2 separate regions of the Mus musculus genome follow, and region 2 is linked to region 1. Evidence: chromatin loops called from intact Hi-C (ENCODE). Cell type or tissue: heart. All regions are shown on one strand. Each heading gives the region's core, and the rest is flanking DNA. Links, peaks and the distances in the headings are about the cores only.

What was found. Peaks named below come from ENCODE experiments on the same cell type or tissue, not always from the same donor. Only the 100,000 strongest peaks of a DNase experiment are listed, where the experiment ranks them.
Region 2: it touches region 1 in a loop (1.9-fold over the local background); 7 of 42 quality-filtered maps call a loop at or near these places.

The regions. Positions count from the first base shown.
Region 1 is chr11:59,422,001-59,430,659 of GRCm38, reverse strand. It overlaps Snap47 (synaptosomal-associated protein, 47), which reads left to right. Exons shown (of 5, transcript NM_144521.3): 3 at 1,847-2,319. Among named protein-coding and RNA genes, the nearest start is that of Snap47, 24 kb to the left of the region's middle. In heart, for the core only: a CTCF peak has its summit at 4,854; no DNase peak of the experiment used is centred there.
Region 2 is chr11:59,467,630-59,476,288 of GRCm38, reverse strand. Zfp867 (zinc finger protein 867) reads left to right here and starts at 3,815. Exons shown (of 4, transcript NM_178417.3): 1 at 3,815-3,948. The coding sequence starts at 3,922. It also overlaps the pseudogene Gm12263. In heart, for the core only: no CTCF peak of the experiment used is centred there; a DNase peak (open chromatin) is centred at 3,768; H3K4me3 peaks cover 1,445 bases; H3K27ac peaks cover 998 bases.

The DNA of each region.
Region 1 (8,659 bases), core at 3,886-6,385:
ATTAAAGGAGTGGGCTACCACTGCCTAATTTTAAACCTTTCTAATATACATATATACATGTTGAAAACTCAGTTTTCTCTGGTGGGATTGTATTTGCTTCTCATGTGTGTTATATTTTCAGTATTATTCACTTTCTTTTAAAAAAAATGCTTTCTTTAAAAAAAAAGATTTGTTTTTATATATAGTAATATTTTGTCTGTGTATGTATATCGAATGCATACTTGTGCTCTTGGAGGGCAGAAGAAGGTGTCCGATCTCCTGGAACTGGAGTTATAGTTGGTTGTAAACCACCATGTAGGTCCTGGGAAAGGAACCCAGCTTCTTTGCAAGAGCAGCAAGTGCTCTTAACCACTGAGCCATGGCTCTAGCCCCTTTAACTATTTTCTGATTTCCTTTTTGCATTTTTTGGTACATGTACTTCAGAATGCATTAATCTGTAAATATTTTCAGATTTGTAATTGTCCTTTGGACCTTTGCCTTTGCACCTAGCTGCATTCCTGTCAGCAGTCTGTGTCCAGCTGAGAGCAGAGTACACTCAGCAGATGCTGGTGATGCTGTTCTCAGTCAGGCTGAGCTGCCATAACACTCTCCAAAACTCCTAAGTTCTTACTGAGTGTGTGTCGTCTTGTCCTATCAGTCATTGAAAGAAATGTAACTGTTGAAGTCTACAACTGTGATTGTTTTTTCTTTTACCTTTGTCAGTTTTTTGCTTCATGAACTTTGAAGCGGTGTTGTTTGGTGTATAGATGCTGATTGTTAAGTCTCCCTGTCGGGTGGATTCTCTTACCATAGCAGTAGCACCCATTCACTGTTAGCGTCCTGTGTTTGATGTGTACATTTTCATTCTTTCTCTTCTCTGTATCTGTTCTTTCTTGTTTTTACAGTGTTTTGTGAACACGATATAGCTGTCTCTTGTCCCTTTCAAACTGACAGTGTGTCTCTTACCTTGGTTCATTTGCTTTTAGACTGATGCTGTCCTGGGTTGATTTAACTCTTTAATTCTGCCTTATGTTCATTTGCTGTTTGTTCTTTCCAGTATTTGCCTTTTCCTTCCTGCCTCCACTTTTCTTCTGTTGATGCACTGGATATGTTTCTTGGTGTTACAGTTGTGCTGTGCAGTGTAGTAGTCACTGACTGAATTATACTGGCCTGGGAAGTGGCTTAGAGATAGAGCTCTTGCCTGCTGTACATGAGGACCTGAATTTGATTTCCCAGCTCTACAATGACTTAATTGAATTAAGAATTGGGTTTCTTAGTTGGCATGGCTATATATAAAGTGTTTGGTAGCTACGTGTGCCTCCAGTTGTTTTGGACATGCTGCAGAAAGCTGTAGCTAACAGCCCAGTAGAGATTGGTGGGTTGATGAATTTGTGGATGGATTCTGAGTCAGAATTCTCCAGGTCAAGGCACAGGGTGGAAAAACAACATTAATTATGTGCACATGTGTGTGGTATCTTTGGTTAGCTGGCTCCCATGTAGACAGGTGTGCTTCCACCCCAAGCCTCAGCCCACACCCTTTGCTCTTTCTGCTTTGTGAGTGCTTGTTGGGGAAGATTGACTATAGAATGGTAACATGCTCTGCAGAGATTACAGCAGTCTGCTGAGAACAGCAACGGCAGTACACCTTAAAACTTAAACTAAAGCTGGGTAGTGGTAATCTCAGCACTCGGGAGGCAGAGGCAGGCGGATTTCAGAGTTCGAGGCCAGCCTGGTCTACAGAGTGAGTTCCAGGATAGCCAGGGCTACACAGAGAAATCCTGTCTTGGAAAAAACAAAACAAAACAAAACAAAACAAAAACCCTTAAACTAAAACTCCCTGGTTTCTGTGTGTTCTTTGTTCCCTTAGATTGCTGACAGAATTGGAGACACCTTCCTGGTGGCCTTTTGGCTCTAAGTTTTGGAAGATGCCGGCAGAAGAAAATCTCAAGGAAGGTGTGTCTTCCACTTGTGAGCCCTTTGGAAAGGAAGGGGTTGTGATCACGGTCCCTGCTATTATTTCTGAGAGAGCAGAGTCTCATTCCAAGCTGGGAAAGCTCACTGTCCTGGTCTCCGCTCTGGAAATCTATGACTCCTGCTCGTTGCTCCTGCACAGATTTGAGAAGGAAGATGTTGATGATATCAAGGTTCACTCTCCTTATGAGGTCAGCATACGCCAGCGCTTCATTGGGAAGCCAGACGTGGCTTACCAGCTGATATCTGCCAAGATGCCAGAGGTCATTCCCATCTTAGAAGTGCAGTTCAGCAGCAAGATTGAGCTCCTGGAAGACGCCTTAGTGCTCAGGAACAAGGTCTTTGCTTCCTCTGCAGAGAGGCATGCAGGTGAGTGGCCAGCAGGGCAGTGCGTGTGCTCACTTCCAAAATTAGAGCCTCACTCAGCATGCTGTGATTCGTGTTCAGCAGGCCCATCAATCAGCAGCTGCTGGCTCCAGCTCGCAGGCAGTCACAGGCTGGAACAACCCTTCCAGACTGCCAACTTACACCTGCCCTTGACAGATAATTAGGTTTCAGGGCAGGGCTTGGTTCTTGAATGTCTCCCAAAGGCTTACCTCTCAAGGTGGCACTCTTAGGAGATGGTGGGGCCTTTAGAAGGAAAGACTTTCTTAGACGTTTTCCCTCTCCTCCTGTTTGCTAGTGATACAGTGAGTAGTTTTGTTCCTGTTGTGGTGTCCTGCCTCACCACAGGTGCACAGCATTAGGGACCACTTGACGTTGGACTGGGACCCTCTAGAACCATGAGTTAGGTTAAATCTTTTCTCTAGATAAGTAGATTGGGTCTTTCCTTTTTTTTTTTTTTTGGTTTTTTGGTTTTTTGAAGCAGAGTTTCTCTATAGCCCTGGCTGTCCTGGAACTCACTCTATAGACCAGGCTGGCCTCAAACTCACAGAGATCCTCCTGCCTCTGCCTCCCAAGTGCTGGGATTAAAGGTGTGCGCCGCCACTGCCCAGCTTGATTGGATCTTTCCTTGTGGTATAGAAAACTAAGATACCAGAAGCTAGGTGTTATATAAAGGAAAGATTAGGTAATTTACATTCTGAAAGCTTAACGTTCAAGATTGGACAGCTCCATTTGTTTGGTCTCTGCTAAGAGGGTCACATGGCAGATAGCACCATGTTAAGAATAGTTAACAGGACAGGATGCTGAAGAGATTGCGGAGACAGGCTTGTTCCTTTGCTACAACTAGCTCTCTCAGAAACTTACTAAGATCCCACAATCCTCCTAAAGACAGTCTCCATATGACCTGGTGACCTCCGCCTAGGCTCTGCCCCTTCAAGGCACCACCCCTTCTCAGCATCACTTAGCGCACCTAGCATATGAACTTTTGGGAGACACACTCAGAGCATCTCTGAACAACAGCGAAGGGCTTGGGTGAGCCTTCCAAAAGAACCTTCAAGTCTCTAGCCCTTGCCTCTCCTCAGCTTAATTCAGGAAGCGGCACTCTCAGATGCATTCTGTGTGATCCACATCTACCCTGACCTGCCCCTACCAGCCTACCACTATCCTTTGGCATCACGTTGGGTCTTTTCAGCCACTACCCAGATGTACACTGTAGAGGTCTGCGTCCTTGAATTCTTGGACACAGAGCTGAGTTTTCAGGTTCAGGTACTGTGCATTGGGTCAGTGGGGCAGCAGAACATAGTACCAAGGCCCAGGATAGGGGTAGTCCATTTGGACATGATGTGTGTGTGTGTGTGTGTTGCCCATGGTGTTCAGCTTCCCTGGATTAGGCTCAGCCAAGTGAGGGCCTCCATGTAAGAGATGAAATGCTACAAAACGAAGCAGAACATCTGTCAGTGTGAGAGAACAAACTGCTGTGCTCTGTCCTCTCAAGACCAAGAGTGACCCGTGAGGCACAAGCAGAGAAGGAGTAAGTGGGGTCTCCTAGTGGAGGCAGGAGTAAGGAGATGATGTAAGTAGGCATGTGATACTGTAGCCGGATGAGAGCTGTCCCAATGGAGGAGGACTGAGGGAGGAAATGATATGTGTGCATGCCTGTCCTCTCCGCTTGGGGCAGGGGGCGCTTTAGTTAGGAGGCACTATAATGTTTAGGAGGGTGGCAGCTATGCCAGTGGAGGGAGGACTGAGGAGGCCACAATAGCCTAAAAGTAAAGTAACTTCCCTAAGGAGATTCCTGGGGCTCTCATGACTTTATAACTCATGAAGTCATAGGTTCATTGCAAGATAGACATCCATCCAGTGGGTCTCGTTTGGTGAGAGTTCTGCTGACCACCCAGTGACAGAAGGCCTAGTCTTGTGCACAGGCTGCCTGTGGCTCGATGTCCAGATAGCATTACCTTGGGGAAAGCTCCCCTTCCTGATCAGTCCCCGAACTGATGCAGGCCAACCTCCCATATTATAGATGTCAGAATCAGAGATTTCTTTGTAACCACAGTGCTAGCAACAGCATGCTGGGATTTGATTGCGTTATTAGGGACCTGTTCTTTGTAGGGGGCACAGGAAGTGGTCATCACAGGGCACTTGCATGGGGTGAATAGAGCACTTGGAGTGTGACAGTCTGTTGTTTATGTCTCCTGGGGACTCCCGGAAGTGTTTTGAGTATACTTGGTAGGAAGGAGGCACTATCCTTTTTTCTAGCACATGGGCGTGCCCAGCTGGCTGCTCTGTGCAGGAAGCTCACATGTACTGAGGTTTAATGGGGAAGATGGCTTCCAAGGAGGTAGGAACTCGGTGGTTTTCTTACCCACAGCTTGGTGGGGAGGGTTGGCACCTTGCCCACACCTTCATGTGCTGCAGTGCTCAGCTAGCTTCTATCTTACCACTGGGAGGTGGAAACTGGAAGCCTTGACTGAGGCCCCAGGCCCAGCCTCTTCTGAAGGTGTGCTATGTGCATGTGAACACACAGGGGCAGTCTTGAAGCACGGCGAGCTTTTGCTGTCGGGAGTTAAACTTTACGCAGGGAAGCTCCCCAGAGACTGCTGTAGTGAATGCTTCCTGCGGGCCACAGGCTGCCAGTATCAAGGGCTTGGGCCTGGAGAGCAGGAAGATTGGCCATGGTATCTGAGAAGAGCACAGCTTGATGCTGTTGCCCCCTCAGATCATCCTTAAAGACTTGTGAGCTTAAAATAGGTTGAAAACAATACATACAGGTCATTGTCTTTTGTTCAGTGTCATGTGGTAACAGGTATCTCAGACTCTGGAGTTTCAGATTGTGGAATATTTGTGAACAGTAATGAAATAACAGAGCTCAAGTCTGCATGTGGAATTCACTGCTGCTTCATATCTGCTTTAGGCACACAGGCCAAGGGTGATTTTATACATTTTTTTCAATGATTTTGTGCACAGACTGTTTCAGAGTGTCCTGAAGTTTGCAGCATATGAACTCTGGGTTTTAACATTAGAGTCCTATGCTGCCCCAACCCCAAATCTGCTCTGTTGTCAACTTCTAGTGCTAGCATGCCTCCTTGTCCCTCCAGGGAGCACCCATAGCAGGTACCTAATCTCTTACCTCACTTCACCTCTGCCTGGCCCCCTCTGTCCCCAGAGCCCCAGGGTCCTGTGATTGTGGGTTTCTGAAAAGCCTGTAGAAGTCCCCACCGCAACACTCCCTGCTGGAGTACACAGGCCATGCATTTTTATGGTTTATCTGGATGAAATCAGCAGTAAGGTGCCCTCCCATTCTGTGACCAAAACACGCATAGTGTGCTCTGAGTCATCTGTTTGCTAACTCTTTCTTTTTTTTTTTTTTAAAGATTTATTTATATATTATATGTAAGTACACTGTAGCTGTCTTCAGACACACCAGAAGAGGGTGTCAGATCTCGTTACGGATGGTTGTGAGCCACCATGTGGTTGCTGGGATTTGAACTCCGGACCTTTGGAAGAGCAGTTGGGTACTCTTACCCACTGAGCCATCTCACCATCCCCTGCTAACTCTTTCTTTGCTGCTTGCTGTTGTCACATGCCCAGAAGGACCGTCCCCAGACACTGGTGTAGGACAGTGCTCAGGGCTCTCAGCACTTATGCCTGAAGCCACTCGCCATGTCCCCGACCATACATCACAGTGGAGGACAGAAGATGGCATCTGATCAGCTTGGCCCAAACTGTCTTTTAAGACGGCTTAGAAGCCCTTGAGAGTCCTAGATATAGGTATCCATCTTAGTCATGGTGTCTATTGCTATGATGAAACATCATGAGCAAAAAGCAAGCTGGGGAGGAGAGGGCTTATTCTGTGTACACTTACATAACAGTTCATCATTGAAGGCAGCCAGGACAGGAACTCAAAATGGGCAGGAACCTGGAGACAGGAGCTGATGCAGAGGCCATGGAGGAATGCTGCTTGCTGGCTTGCTTCTCATGACTTGCTCAGCCTACTTTCTTACAGAACCCAGGATTACCAGTCCTGGGGTAATCTCACCTACCGTGGACTTCCCCCCGCCCCCCTTAAATCACTAATTAAGAAACTGTCCTATAGGCTGCCTACAAATGAATCTTATGGAGGTATTTTCTCAATTGAGGTTCCCTCCTCTCCGATGACTCTGACAGCACCATAGGATAAGGACCTCAAGTGTGCAAATGCTGTGCTGTTTGGCAGAATTCTCACAAAGGGTCCCTGATGGTACAGTTAATACATTTTGCCTGATGGCGATCTCTGGGCCCCAGGGCAGGGTTTGTAGGAATAGACATGAGTGGCACTGTGGGTGTTGGTGTTCCTGGGTCCAAAGGCAGGATCCTCAGGGTTGCACTGTGCTGATCTGGGTTGGCTGGGAAGCTGGTTAGGGAGAGTGACTTGGCCTTTCCACACCTGTGGTCTCCATGCCTGATATTGCTCTGTGCTACAAAGTCACCATGGAGGTATAGGGTGTGTGTGGAAACAGAATATGATTTCCTTCTGTTTGCCCTTCCTCCTCGCTCTGTCCTGTCCTTGGGGATGAATGTGCATTTTGTTTTCTGACCTGTACTCTCGGCTCAGGCCTCATGCAGCCTGCAGCCCCCCAGAGGAGCTGCTTTCCAAGTGCAGATGAGGAATGTGAGGCCAGGTATTTCCCAGAAGAGGAATCTGTCTGCCTGGGTTGGTCTTGGTGCCTTTACTCTGAGCTGTGTGCCAGCGGGCTGTCCGTGGGGAGATAGCATCTGTCCCTTTTGCCAGCTGACCTCCCTTCAGGCCATCTTACAGCTCTGTCCCTGTACTCTCACTGCCTTGCTGCAGGAGCCGTTCTTGCTCACTTTTATTAAACAGATCATTAGTGACTGAAGAGATAGAAACCATCCTGCCCAGAGCCACAGTAATTCTTCTCAGATGTTTCAAAACATGGATCAGCGAGTCAGCAATCAGCCCTGGAGGTGGCAGAGCACTCTGTGGCTTAGATGGGTCCCAGCTGACCCCACAGCTTGTGGAAAACATCCCAGACTCCATGTGTCTGTGGGTCATTAGAAACATCCATTAGGAGAATCTTGCTTCAGCTTTGTTTGTTAAAGCAAAGTCCCAGTTGTTGAAGCTGTTGAAGTCCAGTCAGCCAGCAGTGAGCCCTAGGAGCTGGGGTTGAGGGAGGCTGATAGCTACCACCCCCACATTAGTACCTGGCAAATATGAGTTTGTAATCAGTTTGGCTTGTTGGACGCAGTTTTGTTGAGAATGCAGTAGGAAAACCACTGTCCCAGTGACGGTTCTAACTCAGCTACTTGGTAGATTGGGTTTACACACTGAAGTGTGCAGTGTGTGTGAGGTGAAGGGGTTTACCTCTGTGTTTATCTACCAATCTCACGGGCTGTCCTCATCCTGCCTGTCTTCCTCCTAAGGGTGTGCCTTTCTCAGGAGGGATGCCTTTTAAGACTGCTGGAAGAGATTCAAAGAGAAGGAGATTTTGTGCTGTGTTTGAAGCACCTGGGAAAGACAGGCATGTCTTAGTGACTGATCTTTTCGGTCCCTGCCCTCAGACCCAGTGAGAGCTCCCCTAAGTGTATCCCCTTTTCTCTCTTTTTCTAGTGTGCAGCGGTGACCTCCAGGCTGCACTACCTTGCCTAGCTGAGAGGAGGGTGAGAGCCACTGGAGGGGGTGCTTGTCAAACTCAGTGTTCCCCTCTTTCTTCCCAGCCTAGTAAATGCACTTGGTTGCTGCTCTTTTTTTTTTTTTTTTTTTTTTTTTTTTTGGTTTATCGAGACAGGGTTTCTCTGTGTAGCCCTGGCTGTACTGGAACTCACTCTGTAGACCAGGCTGGCCTGGAACTCAGAAATCCGCCTGCCTCTGCCTCCCGAGTGCTGGGATTAAAGGCGTGCACCACCACACCCGGCTTGGCTGCTGCTCTTTATGTGGGGTACCTCGTATTGTAGGGAAGAGGAAATATAAGACTTCAGTTGCAGACCTTCTCTGGGCTATGAAGTTCTGAGTTTGTGGCTGGAGTTGCTCCTAAATAAAGAACGGGTGGCACGTGGTAGCCACCAGGACCCACTACACTGGGCTGGTTGCACTGTTACTGCCAGTTGTCCTGTCTTGGGTGCAGAGATTACCCAACACACAGGTGTATGTGGATTTGTATGAGCTGCAGAACTGTCCCATTGAGCTGAATGCTGCCTGACCACAGGGTGGGTGGTTCTGACTCACAAGCTGGGGCAGGCTTGTACATGCAGCACCACTTGGCTCCAGTAGCTGGCCATTTCCTGTGCTCTCTGGAACCACAGTGTTCTGTGGAATAGCTCAACTGTC
Region 2 (8,659 bases), core at 2,746-5,245, 47 kb before region 1:
TTTTTTTTAAAGATTTATTTATTATATGTAAATACACTGTAGCTGTCTTCAGATACACCAGAAGAGGGAGACAGATCTCCTTATGGATGGTTTTGAGCCACCATATGGTTGCTGGGATTTGAACTCCGGACCTTCAGAAGAGCAGTCGGGTGCTCTTACCCACTGAGCCATCTCACCAGCCCCCTTTTAACTTTTTTATGTGGTTTCTAGAAAATTAAAAATTATAGGGCTCTGCCGGAGGAAGCTGCGCGGGCCTGAGCTGCGTCCACCGGCCGCCTCCGCTGCCGCTACGCCTCTGTCAGCCTCGTTTGGTCCGGCTTGACCTGGTCCGGCCGGCCTGGGCTCTGCGGCCGCGAGGTCGCGGCTCCCGATGGAAATCCTATGACAGACAGTTTGGGTGATATCTGCAGGAAAGATCTTTAAACATTACAGAAGACAATAAACGCTAATGCATTTGAGAAAACGATAAAAATTGGGGGTAGGGAAAAAAGCAACTGTTTCTGCAACTTTGCTGGATGTTAAGATGTCCGTGGACATGAACAGCCAAGGGTCTGACAGCAATGAAGAGGACTATGACCCAAACTGTGAGGAAGAGGAAGAAGAGGAAGAGGACCCTGGGGACATAGAGGACTACTTACTATGTGGAGTAGCCAGTGATGTGGAGCAGCAGGGGGCTGATGCTTTTGATCCCGAAGAGTATCAGTTCACTTGCTTGACCTATAAGGAGTCTTAGGGCGCCCTCCATGAACATATGACCAGCTTAGCCTCTGTCTTAAAGGTATCTCATTCAGTTGCAAAACTTATATTAGTTAATTTCCACTGGCAAGTCTCAGAGATTCTGGACAGGTACAGGTCTAATTCTGCTCAGCTGCTTGTTGAGGCTCGAGTTCAACCTAATCCATCCAAACATGTCCCCACAGCCCATCCCCCTCACCACTGTGCAGTGTGTATGCAATTTGTGTGGAAGGAAAACCTGCTCTCTCTGGCCTGCCAACATCAGTTTTGCCAAAGCTGTTGGGAGCAGCATTGCTCAGTGCTTGTCAAAGATGGTGTTAGTGTAGGAATCTCATGTATGGCTCAGGATTGTCCACTTCGAACACCAGAGGACTTTGTATTTCCCTTGCTTCCCAATGAAGAATTGAGAGATAAATACAGGCGCTACCTCTTTAAGGACTATGTGGAGAGCCATTGCCAACTCCAGCTGTGCCCCGGTGCAGACTGCCCCATGGTTATCCGGGTACAGGAGCCTAGAGCCCGCCGAGTGCAGTGCAATCGGTGCAACGAGGTCTTCTGTTTCAAGTGTCGACAGATGTATCATGCCCCCACAGACTGCACCACAATCTGGAAATGGCTCACCAAGTGTGCAGACAACTCCGAAACAGCTAACTACACTAGTGCTCACACTAAAGACTGTCCCAAGTGCAACATCTGCATCGAGAAGAATGGAGGCTGTAATCACATGCAATGCTCCAAGTGTAAGCACGACTTCTGCTGGATGTGTCTAGGAGACTGGAAGACGCATGGTAGTGAGTACTATGAATGTAGTCGGTACAAGGAGAATCCTGACACTGTCAACCAGAGTCAGCAAGCACAGGCCAGGGAGGCCCTCAAGAAGTACTTGTTCTATTTTGAGAGGTGGGAAAATCACAACAAAAGCTTGCAGCTGGAGGCACAAACATACCAGCGGATTCATGAGAAGATTCAGGAGAGGGTTATGAACAACCTGGGAACTTGGATTGACTGGCAGTACCTACAGAATGCCGCCAAGCTCTTAGCCAAGTGTCGATATACCCTGCAGTACACCTATCCATATGCATACTACATGGAATCCGGTCCCAGGAAGAAGCTGTTTGAATACCAGCAGGCTCAGCTGGAAGCTGAGATCGAAAACCTTTCATGGAAAGTTGAGCGTGCAGACAGCTACGACAGAGGGGACTTAGAAAACCAGATGCACATAGCAGAGCAGCAGAGAAGAACCCTGCTAAAGGATTTTCAAGACACCTAAACTGGGCTGTGGCTGTGCCGGGGTGAGGAAGATGTAGCTGTGAGGCCGCCCGGCTGCCGTCCTGCAGGCTGCAGGCTCTGCCTTTCACCACCCAGGCAACAGCCAGGGCCCCACTCCTGAAAGACACTGGCAACACACCTCTTAGCCGATTTGTTTTCTCCTCATCTTTTTTATTTTTATTTCTACCAGGGTAGAGGCCGTGTTGAGCTGGCCTCTAATGAGGACTTTAAATTTCCCCTGGATGGTTGTTGGGCGGGAGGGGACTTTTTTTTCTGAATGGCTATTAATAGTATTAGATCATTACAACTTATGTAATTTTCAAAGGTTGTGCGATTATAAGGGAAAGAGGCAAACCATAGATAACACAGAGCCCGATTAAAATAAATTGGCATTGGAGTGCTTCACCCTTTAAAAAAAAATTATAGATGTGGCCCTTCATTAACTTCTATTCGAAGCTGGGCAGTGGGGGCGCATGCCTTTAGTCCCAGCACTTGGGAGGCAGAGGCAGGCGGATTTCTGAGTTCAAGGCCAGCCTGGTCTACAGAGTGAGTTCCAGGACAGCCAACATTACACAGAGAAACCCTGTCTCGAAAAACCAAAAAAAAAAAAAAAAAAAAAAAAAAACCAAACAAACAAAACTTCTATTCAACATTGCTATCTTAGAGGAGTGCCTTCCCTTTTAAAGCTCAGGCTAGCTCCTTGTTTTGGCCAGAGCTCTCTAGATGAACAGAGCTGATAGTATATATATAATTTATTAGAGTGCTTTACAGGCTGTGGTTCAGCTAGTTCGATACTAGCTGTCCCCCAACAGAGAGCTGTGGGCAACCCATGGGGACGGATGTCTCTGTTGGTCCTCAGTAGACACTGGAACCCTAAAGAAGTAGATTCTAATAGCAGCAAAGGCATGCTTTGGTGGCAGGGGAGACAGACTTGCCAATGGGAGGGGAGACAAGCAGGTAAGGAGCAGGAGCTTCCTTCTTCCACATTGCATCATATAGCCTGTCATGAAGGTGTGCTTCAGGGTTAGAGTAGGTCCTCTAACCTCAGATGATCCAGTCAAGAAAAATCGCTCACAAGCATTCCCAGCCTCTCGGGTTTTAGTTGATTCTAGACGTAGCCAAGGTGACAACCAACAATAGCCATTACAGTCCTCAAGCTAGGAAGATTATGACATCTAAATTTTTAAAAATGAGGGCTCTGGCTCAGTTGGCAGAGTCCTTGTTTAGAATACAAGAAGTCCTTAGCAGGATCCCCAGTGATGCATAATAGCACACATGTCCTTCTAGCACTCCAAAGATGGAGGCAAGCAGATCCGGGGGTTCAAGGCTGGCCTGAACTGTATTTGAGGCAAGCTACACGAGACCCTCCCTGTCTCAATGTATTCACAATAAAAATTTCAAATAATTGTCATGTTAGGAATTTCCAGTTGTAAATAGCATATGTGTGTGTGTGTATGTATATGTGTATATCTATCTATCTATCTATCTATCTATCTATCTATCTATCTATCTATCTCTATCTCTATCTCTCTCTCTATCTATCTATCTATATGTTATTGTTCCATGGATATGTTTCTGTAGGTAAAGTACAAGTGTGTCCTGTCCTGGCAGGGCCATTGCTAGAGTGCAAACAAATCTTGTCCCGTAAGTATCTCTCTGTCAAAGGTTAGATTACATCCCTAATCACTCAAGGATTGGGGGCGTGTCCAAACCCTTCGTCTATCAGAGTGGAATTGTCCAATCAGGCCGCAGCTCGAGCGGAGGGGCGGGGCAGGATGCTTTACTCTCGCGGTGTTTGGTTCTTTTCACTGTTTAGTTCTTGTTCAGGTTCCGTTTCTTCAGGTTCTATGTCTGGCTCACAGTTGTGTATGGTGGCTCCGCTGTAGCTAGCGTCCTTATGAGGTGCAGACGACGACGATGCGGGACAGCAGAAATTCGGAAATGGTGAGCGTTCCGGCCGACGCTGGCTACAGCCAACCAGTACCAGCCGCAGGGAAGGCCTCCGTAGCTGGTGTCTGCGGCCCGATCCCGGTGCTGTCCGGTGTCCTGGGTGTCCTGGGTCCCCTCGCTTCCCATCTGCCCTCGCGGCGGCCTGACCGACTCACCTCAGGACTTGGGGCGTCATGGCCGACCCACCTTAGGACTTGGGACGCTGGCTTCTTGGTTGTGGGTTCCCGCCCTTCAGCCATGGCTGGGCTTTCCCGAGTCTTGGAAAGTGGGGTCTCAATCTATTTACTCTTCGCCTGCCTGTCCCACGCCCCCGTGTTCACAGTGAAGTCCCAAAATTCCAGTCTTTAGGGCCGTCCCCCCGCTAGTCTCAGGACATCGATGGTTGGTTAGTAGGAAAAAGCCGAGAGAGATTTCGTCAGTGCGGGCACCGTAGAAGCGGGACAGATGAAGGGTCTAGGACACTCCTACCCCAATTGATCTTTGGACAGGAGCTTTAGGCTTAAATAGAGGAAGGCCAGACCAAAAAAAAAAAAAGCTTAAACACAGCAGCCTAATGTAAGGTGGGCCCCGCCCATCTTTGTCTCCGCTCATTTGAGACCTGAAGGGGACTAGGTGTTTCTCTGGAGATAGCTCCTGCTTCTGTGAAGGGCTGTCCTTCCATGAATCCTGGGTGACTGCAGGTTAAGGACCATAACTTATCTCTGTGCCCTCAGCGGCAGAGTGAAGGCCGGGATGCCAGGCGGTCATCCCGCCTTTATTTGTGGCTGTATGTGGATACACACACGTGTGTGGGTGTCTGAGGAAGTCAGAAGACGGTGTCAGATTCCCTGGAGCTAAAGGTATGGGCGGTTATGAGCTGCCCCAAAGTGGTTGCTGGAAACTGAACTCCATCCAGCTTTCTTCAAGAGCAACAAATGCTCTTAACCACTGAGCCATCTCTGCAGTGCCCCCCGCCCCCAACAGTTTCAGTACCAGTATTTTCAAATGCCAACTTCTACTGTAAAAGGTTTTAAAAGTGACAACCATTACTGTTTATTTTCGTTGCTAAATAAATAGAAATTGACACAATATCTTTTTCATTTCCTATTAGTAATGGTCCCAGGTTCAGAACTGCCAGATGCTGACAAATTTCTTATAGCTGCCATATGTCCTAGCCTAAAGTTGACCTTTCATCATCCACTTAGACAGCAGCCTGAGATCTGGGGTGAAACCTCTTCGAGGAGCAGCTAGAGGACCTGGAGCTGGAGCAATCGAATAGTCCTCATCTCAATAGTTCATTTTTTTCCTTGTTTTTTAAATACTTATGTATATGAGTACCCTATTGTTGTCTTCAGTACACCAGAGGAGGGCATCGGATCCCATTACAGATGCTTGTGAGCTACCATGTGGTTGCTGGGAATTGAACTCAGGACCTCTGGAAGAGCAGTTAGAGCTCTTAACTGCTGAGCCATCTCTCCAGCCCCCTCCTTTTTTTTTAAGATTTATTATTATACATAAGTACACTGTAGCTGTCTTCAGATGCACCAGGAGAGGGCATCAGCTCTCATTACGGGTAGTTGTGAGCCACCATGTGGTTGCTGGGATTTGAACTCAGGACCTTTGGAGGAGCAGTCAGTGCTCTTACCCACTGAGCCATGTCGCCAGCCCCCCCCCCTTTTTTTAAAGGATTTATTTATTGTGTATACATCTTCTGCCTGCATGTATGCCTGCAGGCCAGAAAAGGGCAGCAGATCTTATTATAGATGGGTTGAGGCACAATGTGGTTGCTGGGAATTGACTTCAGGACCTCTGGAAGAGCAGGCAGTGCTCTTAACCGCTGAGTCGTCTCTCCAGCTCCGTAGTTAATTCTTAGGGACATTGTCTCCCTCTAAGCTTAGCTCCACTCCTAGGAATCATTGTTTAGTTAGGTGCTGGTGAATGTGGGCCTCAGAGCAGCACTTCCTGCCATCTCCAGTCTCTCAGTTGTTAGGGGAGAAAACCTTCTCTCAAGGGATTAGAAAGAAAACCTCCAGCGCGCAGTGGGGCAGAAGCTGACACTGTGTTTGAGTCAGTCCAGGGTCTCCCGAGGTGTGGCTGGTGAGGTTTTCAGCAGCACTAGGGTGAGGGAACAGCCTTTTTTGGCACTTGATCCTGACAGGTCTGTCTGGTCTTCAGGACTTGCCCCCTTTTTTATAGTCATCACCTTGAGATCGTTGCACATTTATTTGAATCTCAGCTTTTCAATAAGTATGAATTGTACTCAGAGCTGAATAAGGTAAATATTCTTTTGAGACAGGGTTTCTCTGTGTAACCCTGGCTGTCCTGGAGCTCACTTGGTAGACCAGGCTGGCCTGGAACTCAGAGATCCACCTGCCTCTGCCTCCCGAGTGCTGGGATTAAAGCTGTGTCTCTCAGCAAGGTGGATATTCTTGAAGCTAGCAAGAAGTAGTTTTCAACAACAACAAAAAGTAGAGCTTCACTTCCTCTGATTTCTTTTTAACTCTTTGCTTCCCCTAGCATAAGCAGTAACATTTCTGGGATGTTTTGATTGGGGCAAGTCAGGGGGTGTCATATGGGCCTAGACTCACAATTGAGAAAACTTTAGTTTCCCATCGTTGTTGTAAAAATGAATACATTTCCACAAAGTACGTTAGATGAACTTGTAAATTACTAAGTTGGCTTTGTTGTTGTTGAGATAGGGTCTTGCTATGTAGCATTAACTGGCCTGGAACTTGCTGTGTAGACCAACAGGTGGGCCTCCAGCTCAGAATCGCCTGTCTCAGCCTTGAGAGTACTGGGATTAGAAGGATGTGCTACCAGACTAATATATATAAAACATTGTCTCAAAAAACAGAACTGAGTGTCTGGAGGATAGGATTGAAAATGATCTTCTAAGTAATTCTTTTATCTTCTCTTTTTTTAAACCTAAGTATAGATTTGTCAATTATAATCATGTTCACAAATAGCTAGTTTTTGCTATAATGCATTATTTTCATTTGATCTATTTTTATTATTTATTTGTGTGAGTTTGTTTGCATGTGTCTAAGTTAGGGTTTCTACTGCTGCAATGAGATACCACCAAAAAGCAAGTTGGAATGGAAAGGGATTATTTTGCTTATCCTTTTATACACTGTGTTTCAATGAAGGACATCAGGACAAGGACTCGAGCAGAACAGCATCCTGGAGGCAGGGCTGATGCAGAGGCCATGGAGGGTGCTGCTTACTGGCTTTCTTCATATGGCTTGCTCAGCCTGCTTTCCTATAAAACCCAGAACTACCAGCCAGGGATAGCATCACCCACAATGGGCTGGGCCCTTTCCTATTGATCACTAATTGAGAAAATGCCTTACAGCTGGATCTCACAATGCCAATTTTTCAAGTGAGATTCCTTTTTCTCTTATGAATCTAACTTGTGTCAAGTTGCCACAATACAGCCTGCATGCCAAGGTGTGTGTGTGAAGTCTGAGAACAGGTGTAGAGTTAGAAATTGAAATCATACCATCAGCATTAGATAGAGCAAATGCCTTCCTTACCTTCTGAACCATTTTGTTAGCCCAATTAATTGATGTATTTATTTCTTGGAACTTTCTGTGGGGTTGAAGATATACACCATCCTGCCTAGCTTTTATTAATTTTGTTTTATTTCTTGAGGCAGGGTCTCATGTATCCCTGGCCCATTTTTTTTTTTTTTTTGTTAAAGACATATCATTTATTTTAAATTTAAATTATTTTGATTATGTGCATGCAAGAGTTTGTGCACCAGTATTGTGCTTGTGGAGGCCAGAAGAAGGTTTCAGGTCCTCCTGGAACTGGAGTTACAGGAGCTGACAGCTCCCTGATTGGGTGCTAGGAATGGAAGAATGAAGAACAAGGGAGCCCTGTATCAACAACCCAGGGAAACTGAGGAGGTGCCAATAGAGTCGCAATCAAATCAAAAGGGAGCTGGAGTGATGCTTTGCTGTTAAAAGTGTATACTACTGTTGTAGAAGACCCACGTTTCTGGAAGTGAATTTGATGCTTTAAACTTTCCCTGTGTACTGGCTATACTGTATTCCACAATTTAAACTTTAAACTTTTCCTGTGTACTGGCTATACTGTATTCCACAATTTAAACTTTAAACTTTTCCTGTGTACTGGCTATACTGTATTCCACAATTTAAGATTCTTTTCCTTGAACTAGTCGGGTTCCTTCAGATGACTCTCTGTCATCTGTCCACGTGTGATTTGGCACTTTGTGATTTAATTTCCAGTTCGGAGGTTTCTAACAGCATTTCTGTTACTGCTCACTATTTAATGCTTCCATGTTCATTGAGTACTTTGTGTGTTTGCTCACTCAGATCTGGTCTATCATTTAGTTTTGCTGTTGACTAAAGGGTTCCAGAAATAACACTGAAATCCTGCCTGATGTTGTTGAATAACACTATTACCATTACTGCTTTCCTGTCCATTTAGAGCTGTCAATTATTGATAAAGAGTAGTTTGGTATCTCTAACTGTAATTATGAATTTCTCTATTTTGCATTTTAATTCTAGAAGTTTTCCCTATGTGATTAGCTGTCTGTTTTATGTTACACACATTAAAGGCAGTCAGTCGCTCATTTAAAACATCCTATTTAGTGAGTGTAGCACTTGTTGACTGTGGTGTCTGGTTTCTCAAAGATAATTAATCTTAAATCTTTTTTCTCATTCTCTATTTTTGGTGTTATGGTTTCTTCACTGAAAAATGG